Linked DNA regions of Homo sapiens: region 1 is linked to region 2. A link is a loop called in an ENCODE intact Hi-C map of the cell type or tissue named here. Cell type or tissue: breast epithelium. All regions are shown on one strand. Links, peaks and the distances in the headings refer to the core of each region. The heading gives the core; the rest is flanking DNA. Region 1 has its middle 11 kb from the start of EI24. Region 2 overlaps STT3A (STT3 oligosaccharyltransferase complex catalytic subunit A).

The links. Hi-C counts contacts between places; a loop is a spot of excess contacts. Peaks named below come from ENCODE experiments on the same cell type or tissue, not always from the same donor. Only the 100,000 strongest peaks of a DNase experiment are listed, where the experiment ranks them.
Region 1: a loop joins it to region 2, with 28 times the contacts of the local background. A loop is called at or near these places in 22 of 110 quality-filtered maps.

What each region holds. Positions count from the first base shown.
Region 1 is chr11:125,554,905-125,561,692 of GRCh38, forward strand. No RefSeq gene overlaps it. Among named protein-coding and RNA genes, the nearest start is that of EI24, 11 kb to the right of the region's middle. In breast epithelium, for the core only: no CTCF peak of the experiment used is centred there; no DNase peak of the experiment used is centred there.
Region 2 is chr11:125,620,823-125,625,059 of GRCh38, forward strand. It overlaps STT3A (STT3 oligosaccharyltransferase complex catalytic subunit A), which reads left to right. Exons shown (of 18, transcript NM_152713.5): 18 at 1-2,269. Among named protein-coding and RNA genes, the nearest start is that of CHEK1, 2.2 kb to the right of the region's middle. In breast epithelium, for the core only: no CTCF peak of the experiment used is centred there; no DNase peak of the experiment used is centred there; H3K27ac peaks cover 70 bases.

The sequences.
Region 1 (6,788 bases), core at 1,688-5,687, 64 kb before region 2:
ACTTGGGAGACTAAGGCAGGAAGAATCACTTGAACCTGGGAGGCGGAGGTTGCAGTGAACCGAGATCGCACCACTGCACTCCAGCCTAGGTGACAGAGCAAGACTGTCTCAAAAAAAAAAAAAAAAAGGTGGCGGGGGGCGGGCAATATGCCCAGCATCCTATGGATACTGGGGCTTCTCCATGTTCTCCACAGCAAGCCTGTCCCCCAAGTCTTCTAAGGCTGGCAGCCACACTAATCATTTTTAAATGGCTAAAGGGGGCCCAGTATTTGGTTTGATTTAGTTCTAAAATGGAGGCTGAGAGCCTCAAAATGAAAGGACAGAGTTGGAGTCCACTCCTCTACTCACTCTTCTGATGAATGCTATACCTTGGTATCCCAGGCAAGGTCCCCATTATGAAGCAGCTACATTGTCTGGGTAATATAACCTGGGGTTCATTGTCGCCTGCCAGGGAAATTTAGGACATGGACACACACAAGGAGTTTAGGAACAGAGGTAGAAGAGAAAGAGAAACAGCTTCCTGTATAGAAGAAGGGGCCTTGAGTGGAAAAGACTAGCTAGCAGTCAATGTGTCGAGTTCTATAGTCCAGTTTGAGGAGGCAATTCTGATTTACCCAGGGCTCATAGATTGGTTTGATCAGGTATGACGTTTACACAGTGCATGGGGAAGGCTGTCGTCCCACCCTAATGTTTTTATGCAAATGGGCTTTCTAGTTGATTAGTGCCATCTTGTCTGCTCCTTTACAGTACATGTGGCTGGAAGAGAAGGGACGATGGAGCCTCCGCCTTGAACATGTCTAGTCCTCAGTTCCTGCCTGCATTCACCCATGCAAGCTTCCATCTTGCAGCCTGCTCTTTGTTAGAAAATGATTTGCGGCTGCTCTTCATCAAAAAGAAAAGCCTTACTGAGGACTCCCATACCCTTCCTATCTGCCTAAGTGATTTCTTCTTAACTGCTATATCACTGGCACACTTCTAGCCTTACACCACATTCCCTTCATTCTCTTTCCTTAGGGTGAGCTGCCCACATGCACAGTGCTCTCCTTAAACTTGGGAGGTAAGCTTGTGCGGTGTGTTTAAGAAGTTGTATACCTGGCTGGGCGCAGTGGCTCACACCTGTAATCTTAACACTTTGGGAGGCCGAGGCGGGTGGATCATGAGGTCAAGAGATTGAGACCATCCTGGCCAACATGGTGAAACCCTGTCTCTACTAAAAATAAAAAAATTAGCCGGGGGTGGTGGCATGTGCCTGTAGTCCCAGCTAAGGCAGAAGAATCGCTTGAATCCGGGAGGCGGAGGTTGCAGTGAGCCGAGATCCTGCCAATGCACTCCAGCCTGGGCCACAGAGCAAGGCTCCATCTTAAAACAAATAAAAATAAAAGAAGTTGTTGTACACCTGCCCACCTGAAGATTTCTTCCCTTTTCTGGTGAAATGCCCCTGGAAGGTCATACTTCACCATTTTATCTGATAATGCAGACGCCAAAGCTCACTCCCCCAATTCCTGGTATTTTATTGGAAGCTGCTGATTACCAATATCTAGCATTTTTATCCGTTGGGAAATTGTCTCTCCCTGGCCTCTATGACCAATTATAATTTTTAGAGAGGCAGTGTGGCAACTGCCAAACCATCACCTGATCATCGCCTGACATTCCTGGTTGGGTGGAGGTGAGCCCTTTCCTGCCCTGCTCATGCCTGGCTAGCTACCTAATGTAACAGTATGAAAATGGGACCCTGAATTTTTTGGGATCTGTTTTGCTTTCCAGATGCTGTTTATTAGGCCCAAGAAACTACATGTTTTCCTAGCCCTGTTCCTCAGAGAACTGCATCCTGAAGCCAGTAATCTAATTAAGAAACTTAAAAACTGGCAAATGAAAACCCTTACAACTACTGGATCTTCTTCTGTGTAGTTATATGTGTTATGTGTGTAACGTTTATGTTTGAAGGAGCTCTTGTTAATTAGCTTAGAAATAGCAAATGCTTAAATAATTTTTTTTTTTTGTCAGAGAATTAGAAAACTAATGCCTTTTAGTTCATGTGACTTTAGTAAGCTTTGGGAAATAAAAAATTTTAAAGATTATTGGTCAAATAAAGACATTTGGTCTAAATTAGGCAGGTTAGATATTAGATTTGCTAAATTCTTTAAGGTAATAAACTGCTTCTTTAACTTTTGAAAATTGTTCAACTTACCTGCTTTGGAGCCATTAGATTCTAGGTGAGGCCTGGGGACATATGGAGTTAGCCATTCCCCCTGATTATGCTGGAAAGAGTCAGATGTTATGTGGACTTCTGTCTGGTGTCCTGGGCTCCACACCTAGTACATAATTATAATCGCTTACTTACCAGGTTTTTCACCAAAAAAAAAAAAAAAAAAAAAAGAAAAATTGCTAAGAGTTAGCACTGTAACATGTAATTGAGACTTATGAAAAAAAGGCAGTTTTACTTGGAAGGTGTGTGAGGAAAACTGAAATGTGCTTTTAGTGAAAGATTACAAGAAGGCATGGGAATGTAAATTTTTGCCTAGTTTAGAGGGTTAAAGGATTGTTTTAAATTATGTAGGATAAAGCTAAAGGTTTGAGCAAGTTGTGGAAGGTTTGTGAAAAATTAATCTTGTAAAAGAAATTCTGTGTGTGAACATATTGGCTAAATTTAAATTGAACATTGGAATGAAAGCACAATAGGGTTTTCTGAGAGCATTGATCTGCTCTTTAACAATAATTCGTAAAAGGTTTATGAGAATCTTACCTTATGGTCAAATTGATTAAGACTGAATAGCTGTCCATTCTTTGCTAACGTTTGGCCGGGCGCGGTGGCTCATACCTGTAATCCCAGCACTTTGGGAGGCCGAGGCAGGCGGATCACAAGTTCAGGAGATCGAGACCATCCTGGCTAACATAGTGAAACCCCGTCTCTACTAAAAATACAAAAAGAAAAAATTAGCCAGGCGTGGTGGTGGGCGCCTGTAGTCCCAGCTACTCAGGAGGCTGAGGCAGGAGAATGGCGTGAACCTGGGAGGCGGAGGTTGCAGTGAGCCGACATCGTGCCACTGCACTCCAGCCTGGGCAACAGAGCGAGACTCTGTCTCAGAAAAAAAAAAAAGACTGAATAGATTTTTCTATAATGTTTTATTAAAAAATTGAGTTGACATTAATAGTACACTAACACAAGGATGAAATTTGGCTTTCTCTCTTGAACAAGATTTTCATGTAATATTAAAGGATAATGAAAGATTTTTGTTTGCCTTTTGAATAAACTACAGGAAAAACAAGGGAAAGACAAGAGACAGATTGTTTGGAAAGCTAAGTCTTCCCTCTATCAATTGGTAAAGGTTTTCGCTTTTTTTAAATTTTTGAGTCATCATTTTGACTAAATGAATGACTTACCGTGCCCTGGAATCCTACTTTATAATATCAAGTGTTTTAAACCTTTAACATATTTGGCAGGCCTCCTGAAATCAAAGTTCATCTTCAAAATTGTCTTTCCTGACCTCTAATTCTGGGATACTACAGAGGGCCCCTGAAGCATCCAAAAGAGAGGTAAACAGGATTTTTTGACATGCTAAGTTATATGGGAAGCATTTTTTTTTGTTTTGAGATGGAGTTTCGCTCTTGTTGCCCAGGCTGGAATGCAGTGGCATGATCTTGGCTCACCACAACCTCCAGCTCCCGGGTTCAAGCGATTCTCTTGCCTCAGTCTCCCAGGTAGCTGGGATTACAGGCATTCGCCACCACCCCCGGGCAATTTTGTATTTTTAGTACAGGCGGGGTTTCTCCACGTTGGTCAGGCTGGTCTCGAACTCCTGACCTCAGGTGATCCATCCATCTCGGCCTCCCAAAGTGCTGGGATTACAGGTGTGAGTCACCATGCCTGGCTGGGAAGCATCGTTAAAAAGAATAATAATGGGCTGGGCACAGTGGCTCATGCCTGTAGTCCCAGCACTTTGGAAGGCCGAGGCAGGTGGATCACGAGGTCAAGAGTTCAAGACCAGCCTGACCAACATGGTGAAAACCCGTCCCTACTAAAAATCCAAAAATTGGCTGGGCGTGATGGTGTGTGCCTGTAATGCCAGCTACTCAGGAGGCTGAGGCAGGTTAATCACATGAATCCAGGAGGTGGAGGTTGCAGTGAGCTGAGATCACGCCATTGCACTCCAGCCTGGGCAACAGAGCGAGACTCCATCTAAAAAAGCTTAGCCTCCTTCAGGTTATATTTTAGTGAATGTTATTAATATTTGTTCCAAAATTGTATGGGATTTCTAAAATTCTAATATGTCTGAGTATATGTTATCAATCATAATTATAGTTATTATGTTAAGCTATTCTAGACTACAGAAATAACCAAATTTCCTTGTTGATTTGTCTTTTACTATGACTATTTAAAGTAATTTCCAGTCCAGGCACAGAGGCTAATGCCTGTAATCCCAGCATTTTGAGAGACCGAGGCAGGCAGATCACCTGAGGCCAGGAGTTTGAGACCAGCCTGGCCAACATGGTGAAACCCTGTCTCTACCAAAATACAAAAGTTAGCTGGGTATGGTGGCAGGTGCCTGTAATCCCAGCTACTCAGGAGACTGAGGTAGGAGAATTGCTTGAACCCAGGAGGTGGAGGTTGCAGTGAGCCAAGATCATACCACTGCACTCCAGCCTGGAGAATACAGTAAGACTGTGTCTCAAAAATAAATATATAAAAGTAAAGTAATTTCCACAGTTAATTACTTAATTCAGATGCAGCTTCTGAAAACTTCACAAGTACACAAAAGCCTATAATATGATGTATTTTAGGAAGTTCAGGAAAGGATGGAAAAGACCCTGAAAAGCACTTTTGAATACAGGTTTCTGACAACTTCATAATCATATCATTTAGACTGGGTGAGAATTCCTGGAACTGTAATGAAAGGACTGACTGGTTTATAAAACTGCTAACCAAAGTAGAACAAAAATTAATTGAATACCAAGAAAATACTTTGCCAGATTTTCATGCTAAATCAGCCAATACTAAAATTGTGTAGATACACAATGAACTCCATGGTCTAAGTCAAATTACTTATGATAACCCATCAGTTATTAGTGCTATGCTCCTAAATTGGAGAAACAACTGGTATTCAAGAAGGCATATGTTCAATGTTAAGCATGGACTCATGGAAAACTGGGATGGCTGCCTTGTCTTTCCTGAGTCCTTAAAGCTCTTGTTATTAAAAGTTCTGCATTCCATGACTCATCACGGAAAAGATAAAATGATCCAAATTAAACATATATTGGTGTGGTGACTTCTAAATTGCTAAAATAGTTTATGACTAATGTTTCATTTGTCAAAGCCATATTCCTGGAAAGACGATCAAAGCTATAGGTAAATTTTGCTACCTGACGGGCCACTTAAACATTTATAGAGGGATTTCATCCAATTATCTTTTTTTTACCTTGAGACAGTCTTACTCTGTCATCCAGGCTGGATTGCAGTGGCATGATCTCAGCTCACTGCAACCTCTGCCTCCTGGATTCAAGCAATTCTCCTGCCCGAACCTCCTAAGTAGCTGGGATTACAGGTGCCTGCCATCACGCCCAGCTAATTTTTGTATTTTTGGTAGAGAGGGGTTTCACCATCTTCACCATCACCATGTTGGCCAGGCTGGCCTCGAACTCCTGACATCAAGTGATCCACCCACCTTGGCCTCCCAAATTGCTGGGATTACAGGTGTGAGCCATCACACCTGGCCAATTGTCATTTTCAATTCACGTTTTCTAGTTGTATAAAAGCTTTCCTATGCAAGAGAGCTAATGTTATGATAGTAGATTATTATGCCATAGTGTATTTTGACAAGGTAAAGAAAGCGTTTTATGGTTCACTGACTGAGTACAATCAACCCCTTCATAATCTAGAACCTGAAGACTGGATCTTCTGAGAACATCAGAAAAACACTGCCCTTGCCATCTACACTGTAGCAAAACTTTGGGACCTTGAACTTTGGGTTCACAATCTCACAACCAAGAAGGGTCCCTCTACACTCTTGGAACTGTACACCCATTGGAACCCTTAAGGAAAAGCTAACCTGGGAAGTTTCTCCTAAGAAAATGGCATCCTTGATGTGGACAGCTTTTCCCAAGATCATGAATCAAGACTTCTCTACTATCATGAGATAGTAGAATATTTATCTTTGAATATTTTTCCCTTTGCTTATGCCTCTATAGACAATAGAGGTGAAAAGGGGGTCTGTTCTGTGCACTTATGGGGTATACTTTTATTTGTCAGGGATTTTGTAGCCAGCTTTATACACAGATAACCTTACATTTTGATAGATGAAAGATGAAAGCCCAACGTAGGTTGAGAAACTTTAACGATACATACATTGCCTCACAGTCAGCCAGAAACAGAACATTGGTTCACTACTCTTAACCCACATCATGGGTTAAAGAGAATATTGCCAGGAGGCCTTCACTCTTCTAGAAGGACATCATTTGTTAGGTCCTTTTTTCGACGGTTTGGAGTAAAAGAGGCAATGATTAGAAATGTATCCCTCATGATAGGCTCTATAGCAGATTCTGCTGTAAAGGCCATGGTTATGCAACAGACTTTAAATTCTCTTGTGAAAGTTATGCTAAATAATAGTATTGCTCTAGATTACTTACTGGCTAAACAGAAGTATCTGTGCACCTGCTGGCACTTGTGGTCTATGGAGAAATACCTCAAATGTACATTATAGAGATTCAGTTGCAGGGGATTAATTAAGAGACTGCTTAGTTACGTGAGTAGACTCTTTATCTAACTCATTCTTTGATCTATTTAGTTTTACGTG
Region 2 (4,237 bases), core at 1-4,000:
GCTCTGATATGCTTCGCACTGAGCACATCACATTTAGGACGTTGAAGATTTTTTTTTTTTTTTTTTTTTAATATGCAGTTTGTAAGAACAAAACTGGATGGCATCAGAATTGTCTGGAAGTTTTGTCTTGGGCAGTATGGGCTGGGCCAAATGAAATGATTTTTATAATTCTAAACAGGTTACCAAATGAAATGTCATGGCTTTACTTTGGTCAATTAAAGGGGGGAATTTTTTTAAAAAATGTGCCTTATTTGTTTTGACTTATAACTGATTTGAGGGAGGCAAAAGCTATGCTAGGCTGCCAGAAGGACATAAGCAGACCTTGTCCATTCTCTTAGCTCCCTAAATTAGCCAAATAGAGACTTCTTTCTCAAATCAGGAAAACTATCAAAGACCAATTCAGATCCTACATTTACAGACAGTTTTGTCATAACCCTTTGCATTGCAGCACCTAGTACAATTCCTTGGAAACAGCGTGGCTCAATAAATTTTTATTGAATGAATAAATGTGGGACCAGAAGAGTGCTAGAAGAGTGCCTTTCTGGGCTACTATGTCTCTGTTCTCAATGTCTTTTATCCTTAGACGCTCTTTGACTTTATAAATCAGCAGTTTTGAAGACTCAAGACAAACAGTGAAATTATTGGTTTATCAATGGAGAGGAAGAAACTCTTCCAGCATTACATATAGAGCTTGATGGTCAGTAGGTGTTTTTGAATCAGCTTAAATATAATCATACATATCAATTTGAAATGGAGCTTTTCAGTACTCTCACTTATTCATGACACAGGAATGACCCTTTACTCAAAACTCTTGTGGTTGTTCAAAGGTGAGCTTCTTTTTCCCTTAGTCTTAGCCTATGTGTTGCTGTTGTATATTGTTACCAAGTTCAACTACCTAATTTTGAAGCTCTTTCCAAATAAGATACAAATTAAAAGGGGAAGCATTGCCAGTAACAGGTCCCTAGAGAGCAGTGCCAGCCTGCCTGCAAGAAAAGAGGAGAAACTTCTTAAAAAGTTTTAAGCCTGGGCAACATAAGGAGATTGTTTCTATGAAAAATAAAAATTAGCCAGGTATGGTGGTGTACACCTGTAGTCCCAGCTACTCGGGAAGATGAGATTGGAGGATCACTTGGGCCTGGGAGGTTGAGGCTACAGTGAACTGTGATTGTGCCACTGTACTCCAGTCTGGGCGACAGTGAAATCTTGTCTAAACAAAAACAATTTAACTGGGAAGCACAGTGGTCCTTGAGGACATTTAATATCAGGACAAAGAGCCTATGAATATATCACTGATGTATATAAACCCTAAGGCGTTAATAAAAGCTAACTGTTTAGTGTTATCCATTTAAGGGAACAGGAGGAATTGCATAACTTTTAGATTAGTCATAGTGGTGCTCCTAAGGGATATGCTGTTGTATATTTGTATAGCCAGGGCACTTAGCCTTCCAAACCAATTTATATACCATGTTCTTCAACTGTGGGTGAGATTTAGCCTCAAGATTTGATTTACTATATGTAAGTACATTACTTGATTTCTATAAAGAATCTTTAGTGGAAGAGGTTATTCTGAATTATTTATCAATATGATTAATACCAGTTAGAAATTATTAATGATCTTCCTTTATACTATACATAGGATAACTTTTAACTTGTCGCTACAGTTGTTGCTCTGAGGATCTTAATTTTGTTACTTTCTAGGCTACATGAAGCTATCTTTTTAAAAAGTGTACTCTTCATTTTCACTGTTATTGTGTACTTAGCATAAAAAACTCAAATCTAGGCCAGGTGCAGTGGCTCATGCCTGTAATCCCAGCACTTTGGGAGGCTGAAGCATGCGGATCACTTGAGCCCAGGAGTTCAAGACCAGCCTGGGCAACATGGCTAATGAACACTAAGCATAGTTTTGATGTCTTTCATATTAAAGACTTTCTCAAATTCTTGCTAGTCTGCTCCTCTTTAAGAGTGGGACCCTAGGCAGGGCGCAGTGGATCATGCCTGTAATCCCAGCACTTTGGGAGGCCGAGGCAGGCAGATCACTTGAGGCCAGGAGTTTGAGACCGGCCTGGCAACGTGGGAAAACTCTGTCTCTACTAAAAATACAAAAATTAGCTGGGTGTGGGGTACACACCCTGTAATCTCAGCTACTGGGGAGGCTGAGGCATGAGAATTGCCCAGGAGGTGGAGGTTGCAGTGAGCAGACATCATGCCACTGCACTCCAACCTGGGAGACAGAGCAAGACTGTCTCAAAAAAAAAAAAAAAAAAAAAAAAGAGTGGGACCCAAAAAAGCTGATTGAAAGGTCTGTTTGTAGGGGGTGTAGATGGGGATTAATAATGTGGGTTTCAATCTACTGTGATCTGGCTGGGCTGTTACATTGGGAAATCCATGATACTGATTTTTAGATTTTTATCTTTTGCATAGGTAAGATTCCCTTGAGAAGGCTTGCATATTCTCTTACTCAAGGATGTAAGCCAGGCAGTCAGCTTTCTGGGAGTAGAGTAGGGAAAGAAGTTGTAACAGGCTCAACCTTCAGTGGATAAAACTTAAACTTAATCCCTCCGTTTTCAGTAAGGTGCCCAAGCTTTTAACTGTGCCTAATGGTCTCCAGTTCACATACTGTGCATTTACCCTCTTAAATCTCGTACCAGCTTTGGGGAGGGACAGTTCCTTGGTTACATAGAAAGGGAAGGGATACGGGGATCTATTTGTTTTTTATGTAGCCTTTAAACCTACCCCTTTTAGCCCCATTTTTACCTCCACCTTCAGTTACCTGGTGTCACCAGTTCAACTTGAGCTTTTTCAGAGTTCTGTGATGTTAATTCTGCTTTCCATTGCTAGCTTTGGGATTCATCTTCATTACCTTTCATCTAAAGGCTTTCTGCTTTCCAAAATGTGTCTCATACTCTGTTCTTATGGGTTCTTTTAAATATTGGTATCCTTTACTATTAAAATATTTTAGTGGGCTTTCAGAAGAGAATAGAGGCTATTTCTATGTATTCTGTCTTTAACTGGTATTCTGCTGGAGTCTGTATATCTTTTTTTTTTTTTTTTTCAGGCTAAAAAGACTCCATCAGACACACAGGAAATTTGCAGGTCTTCCTCTTCGTATTCTTTGTTTTCAGCACACAGTGAGGAAACAAGAGAAAATGGGATAAATGATATAAAAACTTGCTTTTATTTTTATACCAGGCCCTGTGGCTCGCTTCTGTAATCCCAGTGACTTGGGATGCTGAGGTAGGAGGATCACTTGAGCTCAGGAGTTCCAGGCTGCAGTGAGCTAAGACTGCCCAATTGCACTCCAGCCTGGGTGACAGAGCAACACACCCTGTCTCCAAAAACAACAAACTGTAAAAAGATTACATGAAGCCTAATCTGTGATGTCATGATTCAAAACTATACACATAAGCATTTTAAGAGTTTTTTCCTTGATTTTTGTTCCTGACTTTGCTTCTTTAAAAGAAATGTGTGTTTTTGTTGTTGGTTGTTTGTTTTTGAGACGGAGTCTTGCTCTGTTGCCCAGGCTGGAGTGCAGTGGCACAATCTCTGCTCACTGCAGCCTCTGCCTCCTGGGTAGCTGGGATTACAGGCACTCGCCATCGTGCCCGGCTAATTTTTGTATTTTTAGTAGAGACGGGGGTTTCACCATGTTGGCCAGGCTGGTCTTGAACTGCTGACCTCAGGTGATCCATACGCCTCAGCTTCCCAAAGTGTTGGGATTACACGTGTGAGCCACCAGGCCCCGGCCTTGAGTAACATTTTATACTTGTTTCACTTTACTATTATCATAATAGCCAGTTATGCTTAGTGTTTGTATGTGGCCCAGTCTTAAGGACTAAGAAAATATATATGTATATATATAAAATATATACATATAAAAAAATATGTTTTTTTCCTACGGAATCATGCTGTTGCCCAGGCTGGAGTGCAGTAGTGCTCACTAACCTCTAACTCCTGGACTCAAACGATTGTTCTGCTTAGGCCTCCCAAGTAGCTAGGGCTACAGGGACACACCACCAAGCCCGACTAATTCCTAAATTTTTTTATTTGTAGAGATGGGGTCTCCCTATGTTCCCCAGGCTGGTCCTGAACTCCTGGCCTCAAGCCATTCTCCTGCCTCGCCTTCCCAAAGTGCTGGAATTACAGGCAGGAGCCACTGCGCCCGGCCAGTGCTGGAGAATGTAATGGAGATGATCCTGCCTATCCCTGAGTTCCAGTCTAGTTTACTGTCAGAGAATAC